2 separate regions of the Homo sapiens genome follow, and region 2 is linked to region 1. A link is a loop called in an ENCODE intact Hi-C map of the cell type or tissue named here. Cell type or tissue: endothelial cell of umbilical vein. All regions are shown on one strand. Each heading gives the region's core, and the rest is flanking DNA. Links, peaks and the distances in the headings are about the cores only.

Region 1 (8,336 bases), core at 180-8,179:
TGCTCTTAGGGATAGTGAGTTCTCACATGATCTGGTCATTTAAAGTGTGTGGCACCTCCCCCCAACCCACTCTCTCTCTCACTCCTGCTCCTGCCATGTGAGATTCCTGCTCCCTCTTTGCCTTCTGCCATGAGTGTAAGCCTCCTGAGGCCTCCCCAGAAGCAGAGGCTGGCGCTGTGCTTCCTGTGCAGCCTACAGAACTGTGAGCCAATTAAACCTCTTTTCTTTATAAATTATCCAGCCTCAGGCATTTCTTTATAGTAATGCAACAGTGGACTAAAGCCCCCTCCCCCGTCACACTCTTTCCCATTTCTCTAAAGAAACTTGAAACATTTCCCTAAAGAAACTCTGTACCTTGGAAGTAAGGTGGGAGAAGCTCTGTGCTGCACCTAAAGGAGATTACTGCCAGCAGCCTTCACAAAGACTCAGAATGAGTCTGTAGCTGCCCTCAGGTTGGCCCAAGACTCCACTAGCACCGGGTCTCCCCACAGCTGCTCATGGTTTCCACTCTGGTCCTGTACAGCATAGGACACATAATCCCACACCACAGGGCAAGCCCAAGGCAGATGTCCTGCATATGTTTGGGCAAATCTAGTCCTCAAGTTGCTAGTAAATAGATTGGGTGAAAGAAAAATATCTGAAGAGCCTCCATAAATTTTTTTTTTTTTTTTTTGAGACGGAGTCTCATTCTGTCGCCCAGGCTGGAGTGCAGTGGTGCCATCTTGGCTCTCTGCAACCTCCACCTCCTGGGTTCAAATGATTCTCCTGCCTCAGCCTCCTGAGTAGTTGGGATTACAGGCACCCGCCACCATGTCTGGCTAATTTTTGTATTTTTAGTAGAGTTGGGGTTTTGCCATGTTGGCCAGGCTGCTCTCAAACTCCTGACTTCAGGTGATCTGCCTGCCTTGACCTCCCAGAGTGCTAGGATCACAGGCATGAGCCACCACGCCCGGTCTAAAGTTCATTCTATTTTTTTTTTTTTTTTTTTTTAGATGGGAGTCTTGCTCTGCCACCAAGGCTGGAGTACAGTGGCACAATCTTGGCTCACTGCAACCTCCGCCTCCCAGGTTCAAATGATTCTCCTGCCTCAGCCTCCCAAGTAGCTGGCATTATAGGTGCACGTCACCACGCCCAGCTAATTTTTGTATTTTTACTAAAGACAGGGTTTCACCATGTTGGTCAGGCTGGTCTCAAACTCCTGACCTCAGGTGATCCACTCACCTTGGCCTCCCAAAGTGCTGGGATTACAGGCGTGAGCCACCACGCCCGGCCTAAAGTTCATACTTGAGGGCTTTCCTACAACAGCATAATATTTAGAAATTAGATGGCATTAGAAGGCTGTATTTCAGCTATATGATCGGCTATATATATAGTTACTGGGAAAATTGTCAGTACCAAAATGGAGTCACCTATATCAAATCCTAACAAAATAGAGTCAAGAGGCCTGGCGCGGTGGCTCACGCCTGTAATCCCAGCACTTTGGGAGGCTGAGGCAGGTGGATCACGAGGTCAGGAGATCGAGACCATCCTGGCTAACACGATGAAACCCCGTCTCTACTAAAAATACAAAAAATTAGCCAGGCATGCTGGCGGGCACCTGTAGTCCCAGCTACTTGGGAGGCTGAGGCAGGAGAATGGTGTGAACCTGGGAGGCGGCTTGCAGTGAGCTGAGATCGCACCACTGCACTCCAGCCTGGGCGAAAGAGCAAGACTCCGTCTCAAAAAAACAAACAAACAACCAAAAAACAAAATAGAGTCAACAGGCCAAGAAAATAGAGTCAAAAGGCCCTCACACATATATACCCTATAACAGGAACTGTGACAAAAGACTTTTCCAACTGAACTTTCCTGTTAAGCCACTTCTATGAAGACCCTTTCGTAGCCATAGCCAGTACCACCAATGAACAAACGTCACCACCTGCAATAAGTCCCTGTAACCAATAGTATTTGTTTCAAAACAGTTTATGTGGACTTCTCCTTTTTGCCTTTAAAATCTTGCCCTTGCCCAAACCCCTCAGATGCACCTGGGGTTTGCCACAGCACACATATCCTGAATCGCAATCCCTTGCTATTCCTGAATAAACTCTTTGTTTTGGGGAGTTGGTCACTCTGTAGCTCATTTTAGGTTGACTGACTCTCTGTCTCTGTCTCTGTCTCTCTCTCTCTCTCTCTCTCTCTCTCTCTCTCTCTCTCTATATATATATATATATATATATATATATGTATATTCATATATATAGTATATATGTGCGTATGTATATAGAGAGAGATATATAGTTTGTGTATATATCTATACACACACACACACACACACACACACACACACACACACATACACATAGCTATATGGACTATCTATGTGACCTTAAATAAATCAGTTAATTATTCTGATCCACAGTTTCTCCACTTGTAAAGGAAGAATTCTGATCTTTGTTCAGTTTACCTCAGGGCTATTATGAAATGAAATGAGATAACCAATGTGAAAGTCCTATAAACTGTATAGCCTCCATTCGGATGTATGTCTTTGGCAGGATGATAAAGAATCAGGAAGAAGGAGTATCCACGTTAGCCAAGTGTCCAGGCTGTGTCTGCTCTTATTTTAGTGACAGATGTTGCTCCTGACAGAAGCTATTCTTCAGGAAACATCACATCCAATATGGTAAATCCATCAAACAGGAGCTAAGAAACAGGAATGAGATGGGCACTTGCCCAAGGAAAAATGCCAGGAGAGCAAATAATGATGAAAAATAAACTTTTCCCTTTGTTTTTAATTTCAGGAAAAAATGATGAGGACCAAAATCAATGAATAAGGAAAACAGCTCAGAAAAAAGATGTTTCCAAATTGGTAATTAAGTATTTGTTCCTTGGGAAGAGACCTCCATGTGAGCTTGATGGGAAAATGGGAAAAACGTCAAAAGCATGATCTGATCAGATCCCAAAGTGGATTATTATTTTAAAAACCAGATGGCATCACTCTGGGGAGGCAAGTTCAGGAAGGTCATGTTAGCAAAGGACATAACAATAACAGCAAAATCAAAATTCCGCAAATGCAGGAGGAAAATGGGGACTGGGAAAGCTTTCATAACAGTGATTAGGCAGTTGACCATGTTCGCAACACCTCCCCGTCTATACCAGGGAACACAAAAATTGACTGGGCTAAGCCTGGACTTTCAAGGGAAATATGAAAAACTGAGAGCAAAACAAAAGACATGGTTAAAAGGCAACCAGAACATTGTGAGCCTTCAAAGCAGCAGTGCCCCTCAGCAGGGACCCTGAGGCATTTGCCTTTAGGAAGGCCAGTTTTCTTAAGGAATCTTAAGAAACTCTTGAAAGATCATGAATTTTAACCATTTTAAGTATAAAACAAATATGCGATGCATAATCAGTTTAGACATGGGTCCCAATTTTATAAAGTCAGGCATACAAGGATAACGTGTCCCAGCTCCGGATAGGTCAGAAATCATTAGAAATCACTGTGTCCCCATCCTAACTTTTTCAGAATGATCTGTCATAGCCCTCACACACAGGCCCGATGTGTCTGACCTACAACCACATCTACAACCCAAGTGCCTCAACCATTGTTAACGTGTCATCTCAGTAGGTCCCATTACAAATGCCACCTCCCCTGTGCAGCCCATCCCGCTCCACAGGAAGTCTCCCCACTCTAGACTTCTGCATCACGATGTTACAGCCAGAAGCTCCGTGAGGGTGAGGGTCTGTGTCTTACACCTACCTGTATGCTCTACACCTGAGCTCACTGCAACCTCTGCCTCCCAGGTTCAAGCAATTCTCCTGTCTCAGCCTCCCGCGTAGCTGGGACTACAGGCGCACGCCCGGCTAATTTTTGTATTGTTAGTAGAGATGGGGTTTCACCATATTAGCCCGGCTGGTCTTGAACTCCTGACCTCAGGTGATCCACCCACCTCAGCCTCCTAAAGTGCTGGGATTACAGGCATGAGTCACCGCGCCCGGCCAAGGGTCAGTGTTTAATAAGGAATAACTTGAATGGTTTACTAAACCAACAGGGAAACAGACAAAAGCTGTGATAATTTCAGGGATTCTTGGGATGGGGAATGGTGCCATGAGCTGCCTGCCTAGTCCCAGACCACTGGTCCTCATCACTTTCTTCCCTCATCCTCATTTTCAGGCTAAGTTACCATTTTATTCACCATGCTTTTGTGGTAAGCCTCCACATCGTTACTGAAATAAGAGTATACATAAACTAGTTCCATTTGGGGCCATCTGTGTGTGTGTATAGGGGAGGAGGGCATACCCCAGAGACTCCTTGAAGCCCCCGGCAGAGGTTTCCTCTCCAGCTGGGGGAGCCCTGCAAGCACCCGGGGTCCTGGGTGTCCTGAGCAACCTGCCAGCCCGTGCCACTGGTTGTTTTGTTATCACTCTCTAGGGACCTGTTGCTTTCTATTTCTGTGTGACTCGTTCATTCATCCAGGCATTCATTGACAATTTATTGAGTACTTATATCTGCCAGACACCAGAGACAAAATGGTGAGCAAAGCAGTCACTGCCCTACCTTCGTGGAGGTGACAGTTTCTCATGGAAGACGTGCAGAAGAAAATTAATAGCCAGCCAACTTAAACCCAGTGCTGAAAGAAAGGAAATAAACACCATCTTGAAGAATTGTGCGCAGCATCCCTTAACAAGGCCACCTCCCTAGCGCCCCCTGCTGCCTCCATCGTGCCCGGAGGCCCCCAAGCCCGAGTCTTCCAAGCCTCCTCCTCCATCAGTCACAGCGCTGCAGCTGGCCTGCCTCGCTTCCCGTGAATCGTCCTGGTGCATCTGAGCTGGAGACTCCTTGGCTCCAGGCTCCAGAAAGGAAATGGAGAGGGAAACTAGTCTAACGGAGAATCTGGAGGGGACAGTGTTTCCTCAGAGGGAAAGGGGCCTCCACGTCCAGGAGAATTCCAGGAGGTGGGGACTGCAGGGAGTGGGGACGCTGGGGCTGAGCGGGTGCTGAAAGGCAGGAAGGTGAAAAGGGCAAGGCTGAAGCTGCCCAGATGTTCAGTGTTGTTCACGGGGCTGGGAGTTTTCCGTTGCTTCCTGTGAGCCTTTTTATCTTTTCTCTGCTTGGAGGAGAAGAAGTCTATTTCATGAAGGGATGCAGTTTCATAAAGTCAGCTGTTAAAATTCCAGGGTGTGCATGGGTTTTCCTTCACGAAGGCCTTTATTTAATGGGAATATAGGAAGCGAGCTCATTTCCTAGGCCGTTAATTCACGGAAGAAGTGACTGGAGTCTTTTCTTTCATGTCTTCTGGGCAACTACTCAGCCCTGTGGTGGACTTGGCTTATGCAAGACGGTCGAAAACCTTGGAATCAGGAGACTCGGTTTTCTTTCTGGTTCTGCCATTGGTTGGCTGTGCGACCGTGGGCAAGTGTCTCTCCTTCCCTGGGCCATAGTCTTCTCTGCTATAAAGACCCTTGCAGCTCTCGTGTTCTGTGAACACTTCCCTGTGATTCTCTGTGAGGGGGGATGTTGAGAGGGGAAGGAGGCAGAGCTGGAGCAGCTGAGCCACAGGGGAGGTGGAGGGGGACAGGAAGGCAGGCAGAAGCTGGGTGCTCCATCAGTCCTCACTGATCACGTCAGACTCCAGGACCGAGAGCCACAATGCTTCAGGAAAGCTCAATGAACCCAACAGCCACATTTTCCTTCCCTAAGCATAGACAATGGCATTTGCCAATAACCAAAAAGAATGCAGAGACTAACTGGTGGTAGCTTTTGCCTGGCATTCAAAAACTGGGCCAGAGCAAGTGGAAAATGCCAGAGATTGTTAAACTTTTCACCCTGACCAGCACCCCACGCAGCTCAGCAGTGACTGCTGACAGCACGGAGTGACCTGCAGCGCAGGGGAGGAGAAGAAAAAGAGAGGGATAGTGTATGAGCAAGAAAGACAGATTCATTCAAGGGCAGTGGGAATTGACCACAGGGATTATAGTCCACGTGATCCTGGGTTCTAGGAGGCAGGGCTATATTGTGGGGGGAAAAAATCAGTTCAAGGGAAGTCGGGAGACCTGATTTCTAATACTATATTTTTCCTTTACAAGCTGAGTAATTCTGAGCAAGTCACAAGGTAGTAACTGAGGCTGTAAGATTACTTAGTTTCTCCTTATTAGGAACTCTTTTTCTCTGTGGAGTTAGCAGCACAAGGGCAATCCCGTTTCTTTTAACAGGAAGAAAACATTCCTAAGAGTAAAGCCAAACAGATTCAAGCCTAGGTCTTGCTGACTATATGATTGGTTTTTTGAAAAATCATTTCAGCGATGTTTACTATCTGATTCAGAAAATGAGACTAGTACCCTTTGGTCAGCTGTAAACAAACACCCATTTGTAAATGTCTCAAGTTCAGGCTTAACTGCAGAACCAATCAAATAAGAATAGAATCTTTAGAGCAAACTGTGTTTCTCCACTCTGGAGGTGAGTCTGCCAGGGCAGTTTGGAAATATTTACTTCACAAGTATTGACACTGTTGTTGGTATTAACAACATAAAGTTGCTCAAAGGCAATCATTATTTCAAGTGGCTTAAAGTTACTTCTGACAGTTTTGGTATATTTATTGGCTATTGCCATTTGCTTTTTGTTTTTTCTCTTTGGGTTTATTAATGTAAAGCAGGGATTATTAACCTACAGTCCAGAAAGCCTGTGAATTTGAATGAGGAAAAAATTACATTTTTGTTTTTACCACCTTCTAACTAAATTTAACATTTTATTCCATTGCGAATAGAGCCATAAACTCAAAGTGGTAATAACAGTACCTGTGATTTTGTCATTACCAATAGAAATCACAGACATTTTATACTATATTACAGTTGTTGCAGATACGTTGTAAGTGAAATATTTATACTCAAAACTACTTTGAAATTAGACCTCCTGCTGGATCTTGTTTTTAACATATTAATAAAACATGTTTAAAATTTTGATATTTTGATAATCATATTTCATTATCATTTGTTTCCTTTGTAATCTATATTTTATATATTTGAAAACATCTTTCTGAGAAGAGTTCCCCAGATTTCACCAATGAGGTTCTTGGCATGCACACACACAGAGTAAGAACTGATTTAGAGGCTAACATTGACATTGGTGCCTGAGATGCAAGACTGAAATTAGAAAGTTCTCCCAAAGATACACAGTTGTTTTAAAGCTAGGGGTGAGGGGGGAAATCTGCCGCTTCTATAGGAATGCTCTCCCTGGAGCCTGGTAGGGTGCTGTCCTTGTGTTCTGGCTGGCTGTTATTTTTCTCTGTCCCTGCTACGTCTTAAAGGACTTGTTTGGATCTCCAGTTCCTAGCATAGTGCCTGGCACAGTGCAGGTTCTCAATGAGTTTGCAGAGTGAATGGAAATATAAACTAGAAATATATCCTTGTTGAAATCAGCACACCAGTAGTCCTGGTGTAAGTGTGTGTACGTGTGTGTGTGTGTGTGTGTGTGTGTAAAACCAGGTGGAGATATAGGAACTATTATTGGGGTATGGGTGCATAAATTGGGATGTTCTTTTTAAAAAGAAACTCCAAACAGACTTCTGGAAGGTTATTTTCTAAGAATCTTGCTGGCAGCGTGAAGGCAACCCCCCTGTGCACAGCCCCACCCAGCCTCACGTGGCCACCTCTGTCTTCCCCCATGAAGGGCTGGCTCCCCAGTATATATAAACCTCTCTGGAGCTCGGGCATGAGCCAGCAAGGCCACCCATCCAGGCACCTCTCAGCACAGCAGAGCTTTCCAGAGGAAGCCTCACCAAGCCTCTGCAATGAGGTTCTTCTGTGCACGTTGCTGCAGCTTTGGGCCTGAGATGCCAGCTGTCCAGCTGCTGCTTCTGGCCTGCCTGGTGTGGGATGTGGGGGCCAGGACAGCTCAGCTCAGGAAGGCCAATGACCAGAGTGGCCGATGCCAGTATACCTTCAGTGTGGCCAGTCCCAATGAATCCAGCTGCCCAGAGCAGAGCCAGGCCATGTCAGTCATCCATAACTTACAGAGAGACAGCAGCACCCAACGCTTAGACCTGGAGGCCACCAAAGCTCGACTCAGCTCCCTGGAGAGCCTCCTCCACCAATTGACCTTGGACCAGGCTGCCAGGCCCCAGGAGACCCAGGAGGGGCTGCAGAGGGAGCTGGGCACCCTGAGGCGGGAGCGGGACCAGCTGGAAACCCAAACCAGAGAGTTGGAGACTGCCTACAGCAACCTCCTCCGAGACAAGTCAGTTCTGGAGGAAGAGAAGAAGCGACTAAGGCAAGAAAATGAGAATCTGGCCAGGAGGTTGGAAAGCAGCAGCCAGGAGGTAGCAAGGCTGAGAAGGGGCCAGTGTCCCCAGACCCGAGACACTGCT
Region 2 (8,336 bases), core at 12-8,011, 140 kb before region 1:
GCAAATTAATAGCATTCAATGGGGGCTCAGCCTTCTTTCTCTGCAGGACATGCTAATATAGGAGCCTTAAAAATTAATAAATATAGTCTACATAACAGTCATACTTCGTACGAAAAGCACCTGCCACACATTAATGAAGCTGTCCTTTCATTTTTCTTCATTAAGTATAAGGCTTATGAACAAGGACATTTATTACTTTATTCATTACAGTACTCCTAGTGCGATAGAAAGGTGCCTGATACATAGTAGGCACTCCAACAAATGTTTATTGAATAAAAGAATCATTTAATAAAGTCCTTATGAGTTGAATCTGTATGCAATGCTTTGTAGTATTAAATGTATTGTAACCTTCCTTAACCAAAATAACAGCAACTTCATTTCCCCTAACAACTTTCTTTAAATACCCTCACAATTTCCTTCTTCCTTCCTGGGTAGTCTATTAGCATCCTCAGAAGACTGGTAGAGATCCAAGCTTTATTTTTGAGAATAAAAGCTGGAAATCATTATTTCCAGCTTTTTTCAGAGTTATAGATTAAATCTCAACAGAACCCAGGTGGGCTATAGGATTTGTTGACATGCTAAAGGGGCCCTGCAGAGTGCTGTACCATGTTGTAGGCATAGTACTGGTTCAGCTGAGATTTAATCTACAACTCTGAAATAACTATTTCCAGCTTTTATGAGAATAAACAGAGAAGATGGGCTATAGGACTTGTTTATGTGCTGAAGGGGCCCTGCAGAGTATTGTACCATCTTGCCTAGATAAATAAAAGATATCACTATATTGATTAGGTGTTTGTTTTATGCCTTCATTAAAGAACCAATCTTGGTTTGCCACTCTTGGTTTGTAGATAGAAACCAAGTTTCTTGGTTTCATAAATAGAACGAATCTGACTAATTAAAACCCTTAGCTCCACAAAATATTGCAATCATTCACATTTCCATGAGAAAAGACATTTTGTTATTTATTTATTTATTTAAGAAGTGTGTGTGCCTTTACTGGCTGAGCAGAATCCTTGAGGGTGGTGAAGCAGGAAGAGTGGGTGGCTCTGATGCCTGGCCGGGCAGTGCTTCACGAGCTTGTAGGTGATCGAGGTAATGGCCAATCCTCTCGGGCTTGCCCTCCACTTGGTTGAAGGCCTTGCCATTGTAGACGCCCACCATGCTACCCACCGTCTTGTCTCCCATCTCGGGCAGGATGATCATATCCTGCAGGTGCGCGTTCACCACCTCCAGCTTCTGCATAGGCAGTGCCCACTTCTTGCCCTTGCGCAGGCGCTTCAGCAGCGAGTGCTGCTTCTGCCACAGGCCACGGTGCAGCTTCATTCGCTGCTCGCATGACAAGTCCAGCAGTGGGTCGGGGTGCACGCCACAGGAGGTGAACTTGCAGAAGGTCTGCTTCTTCTGCTTTGCTGCTTTTTCTGCTCCACTTCTGCCATCTTGACTTTTTTTTAAAACAACATGCCTCAAAGATCTCCAGTGAAAGAAAAACCCAAACTGCCTCCCTTTTCAGTGCTAAAAGATAATATCCTATGGCAGCTATTTCTAGGCCTGTTTATTATCAGAATTGCTTGAGAGTTTTAAAAATGCAGATTCCTTGGCTCTACCTCTGTCCTACTCCATCACTCCCCCACCCCACCCCACACACACACACACCCAAGATTCTGACATAGTAGGTCTGGGATATGGTCCAGAATCAGTATATAGGAAATGGACCCCAGATGGTTTTGTTGTGCAACCGGATTTTGAAACCACCTTCTAAGCTGTGCTGCTATATAACAAAAAACGCCCAGAACTACTGACTACAAAACCAGGGACTCCTTTCCCCTTGTTCTAAAGAAGGGACTGTGTCTCCCAGCCTACCTGTCCTGCTAAATATGTAGGAGCTACAAGCTCAAATGCCTGCAGGACCAGGCATGTAACATAAATGCAGGAAACACACAGATGAGAGCAGTGGGGACTGTGGCAAACACCACCCATCCACAAGGCAAAGATGCTTGCCAGTTCCAGCCAAGTATGAACATGGGCCTGTCATCACAGGAGCTTCTAAATTCTCAAAAGAATCCAGAAATTTTATAGATTTTGTATAAAACGATTTTCTAATCGATAGATTTTATTTAAAATGTCTGGTGAAGGTTAAACACATCTGGGGTAGCATGTGGCCCAGAGCCCATGCACTTTGGGAGGCCAAACTCCTCACACTACTGCCATCCACTCAAAGGGCAAGGAGCTAAGGTGTGGGCTAGTGTGAAGGTGGGAGGGGAATATACTCCAATTACCAAGTGACTGCTGATGTTTGCATTTCAGAGCTAAGCCAGCAGTCATTAATGAGACTAGCATTAATGGTTCTCTGGTTCTGTGGGGTGGCACAAACAAAGCCCTTTTCGGCTATATATTCATTCCCCAAGGCTGCTGAAACAAATTACCACAAACTTGATGGCTTAAGACAACTGACATTTATTCTCTCACAACTGTAAAGGCCAGAAGTCTGCAAAGTGTCAGGAGGTGGGTCCCTCTGGAGGCTCTGAGGGAGAATCATTCCTTGCCTCTTTCCTAGCTTCTGGTAGCTGCTAGCAATCCTTGCTGTTCTTTGGCTTGCGGGGATGTCTCGCCAATCTGCCTCTGTCTTCATATGTCCTTCTCCCATCTCCCTTGTCTCATTTCCCCTTCCATTCTAAGTCCTTATCATTGGATTTAAGGTCCACTCCAATCCAATATAATCTCAGCTTGAGATTCTTAATTACATCTGCAAAGGCCCTTTTTCCAAATAAGCTCACATTCATAGGTTCTGGAGTTTAAGACTTAGATATTTCTTTTTAGAGCCACTATTCAACCCACTACAGACAGGTTTGCATTAAAAAATCCATTATTTCAATCAAATTTTACTTCTACCAACATTTATCTACCAATTTACTACTATGATAAAAATGACTTACATCTTGGCAGAAAACTTGAAGACATACCAGCTCAGGCCCAGATGCATGTTGTTACATTTTTTTCTTCTTATGTGCCACGAGCTTCATGTCTTACTAGCATTATTCCATTGCTGTATTTCCTGCCATTACTTCTAAAATCAGGGATGTAGGGGTAAAAGGATCTCTGCCTTATACAGGCTTCCACCACTGGAGAAAATGGTGCTGTCTCCATGTGCATGGACAGGAAACAGGTGATGGTGGAAGAGCAGAGGGCATAGGGTACTAGGTGAAGCAAGAGAACAACAAGTAAAGTAGAAGTCTGTCTTCATTGACCAGAGAAAGACACAGGAAATACGGCTCAGGTGAAAGAGCCCCTGGAAGTGCCAGGTTCCCAAGAATTTTTTACAGCCACCCAAGCACTTAAATGTGATTTCTAGTGCCATCTAGTGGGAAGCACAGGAACCAAGTGAGACGTGGGCTAGAAAAACAAAACCATGAGTCCAGCCTTCAGTCACTTTAAGGGGGCAGTTTTTATTGAGGCTGGATTTTTTTGTCTGCCTAGCAAGAGGATCTAAGAAGACTCTAAGCAAACATCTGACCATCTTGTATGCTGCCCTTACACTTTATGCACAGGTGGTTGCTGAAGTCATCCACGTGCTGTGTAATTTGTTCTCCCCAGCTAGTTGGTGAGCAGAAGCTATCTTTCCTCTTTTTATCAACACAAGCACAGTGTCTGGCACAGAACAACCTCTCCAAAAAAATGCCAGTTGGGTATATAAAAAAGAAAAATCCAACTTAATGGTTTTTATTATCGACCATTTAGCTGTTAACAAATCTGCAGGAATCAAATGGCAAGACAAGCCACAAGAGGGAAACTGTATGACTTATGGTTTACTAGACTTTGAGCTTTATTAAGCAGTCCTTAGGAGGTACACTCAGGGCCCAATTATAGCAGGGAGTGAGGCTGCTGTGCCCCATGGAGGAAATCGTCCAATGCAACAAGCTGACTCCTCACACTACTGCCATCACTCAAAGGGCAAAGAGCTAAGGTGTGGGCTAATGTGAAGGTCGGAGGGGAGTATGTTCCAATTACCAAGTGACTGCTGATGTTTGCATTTCAGAGCTAAGCCAGCAGTCATTAATGAGACTAGCTGGCAATTCCTTCCTCCTTACCTTGTGACATATCCATCCACAGAACCTCTTCTCCAGGGGTCCTCAATTTTGGCTGCAAAACAGCATCCATCACCTGGAAAGCTTTTTTAAAATTCTTATGCACAGGCTGCACCCCAGACCAATTAAATCAGAGTCTGTGGGGGTGGGGCCAGGCCTAGGCATTTTTTTAAAGCTTCCCAGATATATTCAATTTCTATGGCTGCTGTAAAGTTACTACAAATTTAGCGGCTTAAAACAACACAAATTCTTATCTTATAGTTCCGTATCAGGAGTCCAAAATGGGTCTCACTGAGCTACATTGAAGGTATTGGTAGAGTTGCACTCCCTGCTGGAAGCTCTAGGGAAGCTCTAGTTTTCTTACCTTCTCCAGCTTCTAGAGGCTGCCCATGTTCCTTAGCTAGTGGCCTATGGTCTTCAAAGCCAGCAATGACTGGTGAGTCTTCCTCACATTGCTTCACTCTTGACACTGAGTCTTCTGCCTGCCTCTTCCACATTTTAAGACCCTTGAGATTACGTGGAGTCCACCCAGTGTCTGTATCTGATTACTCAGAATAATCTCCCTATTTTAAAGACAGCTCATTAGCAACATCAAATCCATCTGCTACATTAATTTCCCTTTGTTGTGTAGTGTAACATAACATTCATAGGTTGCAAGGATTAGGACATGGACATCTTTGGGAGAACATTATTCTGCTTACCATATCCAATGACTCCAATGTGCAGCTGAGAATAACTGCTGGTTCTGCCAGGCACTGTGGCTCATATCTGTAATCCTAGCACTTTGGGAGGCCAAGGCAGGCAGATTGCTTGAGCCCAGCAGTTCGAGACCAGCCTGGACAACATGGTGAAACCCTGTCACTACCAATAACACAAAAATGAGCTGGGCATGGTGGTGTGCGCCTATAGTCCCAGCTACTCAGGAGGCTGAGGCAAGAGGACTGCTTGAGCCTGGGAGGCAGAGGTGGCAGTGAGCCAAAATCATACCACTTCACTCCAGTCTGGACAACAGAGTGAGACCCTGTCTCAAAAAAAAAAAAAAAATAACTACTGGTCTACCCAATCCATAAGAAGACAGACTTAGAGAAGAGGCCCAGTTAGCAGGCAGCCATGACAGAAGACTGGAGGCACACACTGAAAAATTGGTGAGGGACAAGGGCAAAAAGGCAGAGAAGGGCAATAGGCAGGCTTACCAATTTTACATTGTCACAGAACTTTTTTAGGATGGGGGGAGGGGCGAGGGCACAAACTGTCATGTGATTTATTCTCATTCAGTTCTCTGATAGTCCTGGGAAGCTAAATTGTACACTCTCCCAAGGATGATGGGACCATCCCCACTCAGCTGTAGCCATTAAAGAAAATTGAGGTCATAGATAAGACTTTTCCAGACTTTTGTAACTCATTGCTATCAGCTTGCTCCTTGTTTTGTACTCAGAAGCTGGGTGCATGCCAGATTCTCAGGAATTCCATAGGCTATCTCCCCTATAATCTCTCTATGCAAAATAGATTATAACTTGAAAATGTATACTGATTGGCCAACATTTTAATGTCAACACACACACACACACACACACACACACACGCACACACGCACGAGATTTCTGGCTTCTCTTAAAGACCTAGCTATGCTAAGACAGTGCTCCTGCAAGACAGCTCAGCTGGGACAGCCGCTGCCTTTAGAGGGGATATTTATTCTCTGGTTTGCCACAGGTCTCATCCTAGCCTTTTTGTTTTATACCTGGCTCACTCACTCCACATATTTGTTACTTGCTTGGTCTGGTAGGCATTGAAGCTTCTAACCCTCCCCCCTCCTCTAGAGCGCTCACCCCTAAAGTTAGGCAAAATTCCCATAAGGAACCATTTGCTTGTCATTAAGGCAAAAGTGAAAAGCTCTCCAGTGGAAAAGATGGGATTCAGGCCAATGGCTGTCTGTACACACACCACTTTCCTCACAATCCAGCAAGCTCCAGAGGGGAGTCAGACTAGGGTTTGAGTAAGCAGGCTGCAGCCACCAAGTGTTCTGGTGAACACACTGGTCTTCGTTGGTACAAATTTCATTTGTAGGAAATTAAGCCGAAAACTGCCTCACTTCTGTCCCTTGGTCTTTCTCCAGCCTTCAGCACATAACCAATTTCCTTCTTCTTTTATACTTAAGTCTTGATAATCATCACCCATGAGTGTCTCTTCCCACCTCCAAATGTGGGAAGCGACATGTAAATTCGTGCCTCTGTAGACCATTGCCCCTAAGATTTAACTGAGACCTTATTCTGATAACGCCTAGAGCTTGGCCATGCCACCCAAATGTGCTGCTCCAAACTCTGCACAGCATGAGGGTGATCTGACCAAGGACAGGCAGATGAGCTCCTCTGACTCAGACCCTGGGCCTCCATAACCCATCCTGACACTGCACAAGCTCAAGAGAAAAAAAAAAAATAGAGTGGCCAGGCACAGTGGCTCATGCCTGTAATCTCAACACTTTGGGAGGCCAAGGCAGGTGGATGTCTCTACAAAAAATGAGCCAGGTATGGTGGTACATGCTGTAGTCCCAGCTACCTGGAAGGCTGAGAGTTGGGAGGATCATCTGAGCCCAAAAGGTCAAGGCTGCGGTGAGCCGTGATGGTGCCAATGCACTCCAGCCTGGGTGACAGAGACCTTGTCTCAAAAACAAGGAAGAAAAAAGAAAGGACTTGCCAAGTAAGGTCCTCTGGGGTACACAGACCTGACATGAGGGATAATCTTCCCGTTACGGGGTTCCAGGGGAAGATCCCCTCCTAAAGAAAGAGAACCAAGTATTTCTAATGGGTAAGATCTAAAAACACTTCTCTGCACTCCCTCCTCTCCTTAACAGACTGACACTACTTTCTAAGGATGACAACCTAACTGAAATACAGACAGTCTCTGACTTACAATTTTTCAAGTTTACAATGGGTTATCAGGGTATTAAATGCATTTTCTACTTATGATGGATTTATCAGGATATAACCCCATCGTAGGCTGAAGAGCATCTGTATGCTTCAACTGAAAGGTCAGGGTCCATTTTTAAAGGGCCTGTGGAAAGAAGAGCCAGGTGGTGAATGGTGACAATGCCTATTTTCCATGGCACTGCTCATTAAGTCAACCTCGGTATAATTAGGAAAGACAAAATTCAAGCCAGTCTTGGAATCATTGGTTTAATGGTTCTGAATAAATGGTTAAGATTGATGTTTCCAGCCAAGTGAGATTTGGGTTTAGATATAGTTTGGGCTTAAGTATCCTTTATCTCAGATTAAATGAGACAGTGCATGTAAACCACTTAGAAGAATGCCTGGAACACATTAACTTTCATTACTAATGTTTTTGGTCATTCTTAAACATTTTCACTTCTGCCACCACCCTTTATGCAGTCTGGCACATAGCTGTCACTCAGCAAATGTGAGCAAACAAACACTAGAGACTTTAGTCTGCCAGGTCTCTAACATGCAAAGCCATGGGGCCAGGTCCATACACTCCCTCCACTGAGAAAAAGACAAATGGCTTAGGCTACAAGGTTTGGGTCACCAAGGAAAGCTGTCAAATAATGAAGTGGGTAAGCAGATTCCTAAAAATTGGAACCATTTCAGCAGCAGTTTCATCCACAGGGAGACAGAGTAAATGCTCTCTCAAATCTGTCTCACATCTATAGAAACCTTACTCTATTTATGGTCTTTTGGCATCTTGCTCTGCTATCTCACTTGAGATCACTCCTATAGAACTAATAGAGGAATAAATCAAAAGCAAACCAGTATAAGTAGAGACGCAATAAAATTTGGATGTCTTGAGTTCTGAGGGGCTTGCACACACTTGTTAAGGCATGCAGTGTGTGCTAGGGGCTTCAGCAGGGAACTCCACTCAAGGACGTGGTGTAGGAAGCAAAGACAAACCAACCCAAGTGGTACTGAAGAGGACAAGATGGGAAGGACATTTTTATTTTCCCTAATCTTCAGGCAACCTCACCAAGCTGGAGGTCACATGTAGCTGAGTGTGAAACCAAGAAAAATACGAAGCTTCAAAAGTACTGTGCGTTGTATTTCTTCATTCTCTGGCAGGCTGGGAGTCCAAGGTCAGTCTAGGCAGGAGGGCTGCTTGGCCTAAGCAGTCACACAATTTTCACCGTCTTGAGCATATCTGACAAGACATACGTGTCATCCCAACCCCTCCCAGGCTTCCTCAGGGTCCGCTCCAAAGCCTGGGCTGTTTCTAGGAGCTCTGGTGTGGCAAGTTTTTGCTCAGGGTGCA

Evidence for each region. Hi-C counts contacts between places; a loop is a spot of excess contacts. Peaks named below come from ENCODE experiments on the same cell type or tissue, not always from the same donor. Only the 100,000 strongest peaks of a DNase experiment are listed, where the experiment ranks them.
Region 2: it touches region 1 in a loop (3-fold over the local background); 15 of 110 quality-filtered maps call a loop at or near these places.

What each region holds. Positions count from the first base shown.
Region 1 is chr1:171,652,036-171,660,371 of GRCh38, reverse strand. MYOC (myocilin) reads left to right here and starts at 7,684. Exons shown (of 3, transcript NM_000261.2): 1 at 7,684-8,336. The coding sequence starts at 7,761. In endothelial cell of umbilical vein, for the core only: a CTCF peak has its summit at 4,700 (motif pointing left); DNase peaks (open chromatin) are centred at 4,781 and 5,101; H3K27ac peaks cover 1,210 bases; H3K27me3 peaks cover 469 bases.
Region 2 is chr1:171,796,617-171,804,952 of GRCh38, reverse strand. METTL13 (methyltransferase 13, eEF1A N-terminus and K55) reads right to left here. Exons shown (of 8, transcript NM_015935.5): 8 at 7,237-8,336. The coding sequence ends at 8,197. It also overlaps the pseudogene RPS15P3. Among named protein-coding and RNA genes, the nearest start is that of METTL13, 19 kb to the right of the region's middle. In endothelial cell of umbilical vein, for the core only: a CTCF peak has its summit at 3,351 (motif pointing left); DNase peaks (open chromatin) are centred at 3,342 and 5,552.